Regions from separate parts of the Homo sapiens genome. Here region 1 is linked to region 2. Evidence: chromatin loops called from intact Hi-C (ENCODE). Cell type or tissue: PC-9. All regions are shown on one strand. Region 1 overlaps PTPRU (protein tyrosine phosphatase receptor type U). Region 2 holds the start of PTPRU (protein tyrosine phosphatase receptor type U).

Region 1 (2,500 bases), 86 kb before region 2:
CAGGTGCCCCTCCTGCAACTGGGGACAGGGGCAGCCAGCCAGGGAGGACATGAGCACCAGGGTCCCAGGGGCCCCTGATGACACAGAGGGTCATTAAAAGCTGCCCCAGCCACCACCCAGGGTCCTTCCCTGGGGCTCCTCAGACCACTCACCCGAGAGATGTTCTGCACCCGGAAGACTCGAGCCACTAAGTCTTCATCAGCTGTGCCCGACATAAACTCCACCTCCATGAGGCCATATTGCTGCCGGCCTGGCTCTGGCCAGTACTGCAGGCAGGGCTGGGCATAAGCACGGAGAGGGGAGAGCTGAGTAGAGCCTGGCCGGGGCTCACCCCACAGCCATGCCCACCCCAAGGGCTCCACACTTGCCCTGTGGCTCCCACGAACCCTGGCCCACCCACTCACTCCAGACTCACCTTCAGCAGCTCCCCCAATCACCACCAGTTGCCCACAGGCTGCAAGGCCCACCTGCCCCAATGCGTTCTGCACTGACACGTTCAGATCAGCCAAGATGAACCCTTTGCAAACTGCACTGATGCCTACTGCTGTGCAGCTAGAAAGCTACACCTTAACCGGTTCACACGCTCCTACATGAGGCTGCCTGCTTCCAGGAATAGGCCTGGATCACTCCCACCCACCCCAGAACCTCCCCCCAGCCTTCTCTCTCACTGCCTCTGCCCTTCAGCACCAGCTCACAGAGGTGGGGTGTCCCTGATGCTGCAACACAGTTCAGTACCCCCACTTCTGCCCCAGGACCCCTCCATGGAGTCAGGGTCCTAAATACAACCCCCTCCCAGACTCCAGACTGTGGAGGGACAGAGGAGGTACAGCCCTATGACCTAACACACACAAACACACGTACAAATACACACACACATCCTCCAGGCTAAGTATCCTGAGCCTCAGTTTCTAGTCTCAGCTCTGCCTGAAGCCCAGGAAAGGCTCTTCCTTTCTCTTGGCCTCAGTTTCTCCGTCGGTAAAATGACTCCCATCCTCTCCCAAAAAGACACCGTGCTCATCAATCCCCTCTGACCACAGCCCAGGACAGGAGGACACCACCTTCCTCATTTTGCCTCAGGTCCTGGCAACCCTGTGCGTTCAGAACCCTGCACAGGCTGCTCCCTCTCCACGGGTCTCTCTTCCTCCACCTCCTCACCTAGTTAATTCTGCCCTTCCCACACATCTCAGCTCAGACACTACCTCCTCCAGGAAGCCATCGCCGATACATGATCCCCCGGACTTCTCTGTCCCTGTGCCAGCTCTTTCATAGCTCTTTTCCCTCTGTGCTGTCACTATCAGTTTTTCTACCTGTTTCCTCCTGGACCATGAGATCTGGGAGGGGCTGTGTCTCTTCTCCCTCTGTCTCCTCCCTGCCCACTGCAGGGAGCTGTTCATGGGCAAAGTTGGTTGAGCAGATGAGCAAATCAGTGCCCAGTGAACTACATCTCTGTGAGCCTCCCTCTGGGCCTCTCCCCTCTACCCTAGCAAGGATGGTTCCTGCTGCACCAGGGCTGAGGCCCATTATCCTGTAGTCCTGGGTCATTTTCACAAAGTGCCTGACTCATAAAGAGCCCAGTTAATGCAATCTTCTCAAGGAGGCCATTAAGAAGCTGTTGTACTCATTTTACAGCAAATCTTCCTAGCCCCCTGGGCCCAGCAGAAAGCTGGGGTGGGAAGGGGTCCAGAGACCTAAAGCACATGGTCAGGCAGGGCTGGAAGGCTGGGTATCTGTACTTCTTGGGAGCTCCAAAGGGAAACAGGGGAGTCAGAGGGGCTGCCCCCAGGCTGAGGTCACTGAACCAGTGTCTGGGCCAATCTCAGATACAACTGTCACCCTCATCATCTTTGTCCCTGCCACATACCACATGCCTACTGTGCAGCAGACACAGCAGTGCCACATATCCTATGCACACCTGACCTGGTCCTCACAATAACCCCACAAGAACAGGTCCTATGATGGCCCCCATTTTACAGAGAAGGAAAGTAAAACTCAAAAGAGGTCAATCAACTTACCCTAGATCAAACAGTCAGAAAGTAGGAGGCTTGAATTGTACTCTACCTCGGAGGCCCCCATGATGGGCGCTTTAGTGGAGTGACTAAAAGAGCAGAAGCTCTGGAATGAGGCAGCTGAGGCTGGGGAGCACAGCTCTGCCCCTCCCCAGCCATGTGGCCCTGGAGAAGGCACTGAACCTCTTTGGGTCTTAATTTTCTCACTGAAGCCTTCCCTCCAAGGTCATTATAGATTCTAAATAAGACCATGAGTGCAAAGCAGTCCCTGGCTTAGCAGGGGGCCAATAAAGAGCAACTGTGGCCAGAGGCAGTGGCTCATGCCTATAATCCCAGTTCTTTGGGAGACCAAGGTGGGAGGATCACTTGAGGCCAGGTGTTCGAGACCAGTCCAGGCAACACAGTGAGACCTTGTCTCTACTGAAAAAAAAAAAAAAAAAAAAAAATCAGACAGCTGTGGTGATGCAGCCTGTAGTCCCAGCTACTCGATAGGC
Region 2 (2,500 bases):
GCGCGCCAAGGGAGGGGGCGCCGTCCCCCGGCGGCGAGCCAGGCCCTGCCCGCGCCCGGACGTCGCAGCCCAGCCCGGGGACAGCCCCCGCCCGGCCGCCCGGGGCGCAGCCGCGGCCCGGCCACCGCAGGAGCGCCCGCCGGTCCGGCCCTCCCCTGCCCGCCCGCCGGCCCCTCGCTGGGGCCCGCTGGCCCGGGCGCCCCGCAGCCCCGGCGCCGCCTCGGATCAGCCGCCCGCCAGCGCCGCGCGGAACTTGCGAAACAACAAACAGTCCGACATGCCCGAGGCGGCGGCCGCGGGGCCCGGTCCTCCCCTGAGCCTCGGGCCCTGCCCGACCCGGGCAGCCCAGGGGGCGCCGCCGCGACAACTTGTTCCGGCCCAGCGCGCCACACACGCGCACACGCACACGCGCGCACACACGTCCTGCCACCGCCCCCTCGGGCGGCCCCGGGACCAGGGCACACTCGCAGCCGCGGCCCAGGCGCGCTCCACACTCGCAACATTCCTGGACGCGCAGCCAGCACACACGGACACATTCGCACACACTCACATCCGTTCCAGACTCGCTCCCACACACGCATTCCCGGCACACTTGGCATTCACTCGGACCCACGCGGCCCCCGGCAGCACACACCACATACCCTAGACACTCCCCACACGTACACAGCGCACGGACACACACGTTCCGGACCCGTTCCCACGCCTTCACACATGTACACGGATCTCAAAAGCACACACGCCACACACGCGTTCCCGGATCCACACTCAGGCGGGATCCAGAGAGCACCCTTGGCCACAGGCATAACACAAACACACAACCCACTCGCAGACACAAAACAAACAGCACTCCCGGCCAGGCATACAAAATGCAAACAAATGCAACACATTAGCAGATACAACTCCCGCAACACAACCAAACTCAGATGCACACACAACCCACTTGGCCACACAAACACTACACACTGGCAGACCCACAAGACACTCAGCGCACACCCAATGCCTCGATGCACACAACATTCACCCCCAACATACTCGCCGACACACATCACCTTTTCTTGCGCACAGAACTCACGGACACACAACATTCGCAGTCACGCAACACCCCGGGCACACAATCGCCCATCCTACGCTCAGACACACACAGGGAGCACGCTCGTAACGCCCGGTCACTCAACACTCACACTTTCTTCCGAGCTACGCCACGGGCCCCGAGGCTCGGCGGGGCAGGCTCGGTCCGGCCGCCGCGCGCTTACCTGCCGGAGTCTCGGTCTCCGGCGCGCAGAGCTGGAAGGTGAGTGCCAGCACGAGCGCCTGGGCACGGGCCATGGTTGGAGCGTCGCCGCCCGTCCCGGGGCCCGGCGCGGGGGACGCCGCCCCCGGAGCCCGAGCCCAGCCCGAGGCGAGCCGGAGCCCGAGCCGGAGCGGAGCGGCGCGGCGCGGAGCGGGACTGGCGCCGAGTCCAGAGCGCGAGCCGGAGCAAGCGGGGCGCTGACGTCAGGCCCGGCCGCGGGTTCGGCGGTCTCGCGGCGCTCCCTGCTGGCCACGGCGGGTGCTGCAGCGGGTCCGGCCGCCCGCTAGCCCTGGCGCGCCCCTCCCCCGCTCCCGCATCCTCCCCGCCATGAGGCCCCGCGGCTGGGTCTGGACGCCCACGGACGTCTCCACGGACCGGGCACCAACACTGCCAGGCGAGCACGCTCATGGCCCACGCCTAGCTCCCGTACAGCGCTCTCAGGGACGGTGACCCAGGGACACCCGGCCTCTGTCCCATCCGATGCCTGAATCCCTTGTACCTTGGCGCCTTCAAATGCGTGTTCTACATACCTCCAGGAACAGGGCGCTCATCACCTGGCCAAGAGCGGTTGTTGGGGCTTTGGAAACGCCGGCTTTTAGAAAGTTTTTCATTTCATGACGTGCAAGTCTACCTCCCTCACTAGCCCTCACTGGTCCTACTCTACCTTCTGGCTACACAGGTTAAATGTATTTGGGCCTCTACCCAGAACGAGCCCTCGCACTATGATCTGCAAACTCGTTGCTCATTACTATGTAAGACCAGGTACCTTCTATGTGTTTAACCCACATGGACTCATTTAATCATCATATATTAGGTATGCAATAATTATACTGCATAAATACTGTTATGCAACAGTATTTGACAGCACCGAGATTTGAATCAAAGTTGTTTGGTTTGAATTGAATAGGGGCTGAGACCTTCCTCCCATCTGGACACCTATTCATTCAACAAATATTTATTGGGGTCTATTCATTTATTCAACAATTACTATAGGCCAGGGTAGAGATATAAAACAGACAAAAATTCCCTACTCTCATGGACCTTACATTCCAGTGGGAAGACAAGAACAGTAAACAACCAAAAAAACAAAAACAAAAAAGCAAACCCTCTGGTGTACGTCCTTTATCACTGTCTCATACACCAGGAAATTTGGGGGTGGTGGGGGGACAGGGAAGGGAAGGGGAATTGTTGCAATTTCAAATAGAGTGC

The links. Hi-C counts contacts between places; a loop is a spot of excess contacts. Peaks named below come from ENCODE experiments on the same cell type or tissue, not always from the same donor. Only the 100,000 strongest peaks of a DNase experiment are listed, where the experiment ranks them.
Region 1: a loop joins it to region 2, with 5 times the contacts of the local background. A loop is called at or near these places in 11 of 110 quality-filtered maps.

Annotation. Positions count from the first base shown.
Region 1 is chr1:29,321,149-29,323,648 of GRCh38, reverse strand. It overlaps PTPRU (protein tyrosine phosphatase receptor type U), which reads right to left. Exons shown (of 30, transcript NM_133178.4): 27 at 153-278; 28 at 1-18. Among named protein-coding and RNA genes, the nearest start is that of LINC01756, 28 kb to the left of the region's middle. In PC-9, no CTCF peak of the experiment used is centred here; no DNase peak of the experiment used is centred here.
Region 2 is chr1:29,235,471-29,237,970 of GRCh38, reverse strand. It overlaps PTPRU (protein tyrosine phosphatase receptor type U), which reads right to left and starts at 1,449. Exons shown (of 30, transcript NM_133178.4): 1 at 1,254-1,449. The coding sequence starts at 1,326. RefSeq lists a silencer at 1,327-1,646. In PC-9, a CTCF peak has its summit at 1,503 (motif pointing left); no DNase peak of the experiment used is centred here; H3K4me3 peaks cover 1,299 bases; H3K27ac peaks cover 1,193 bases.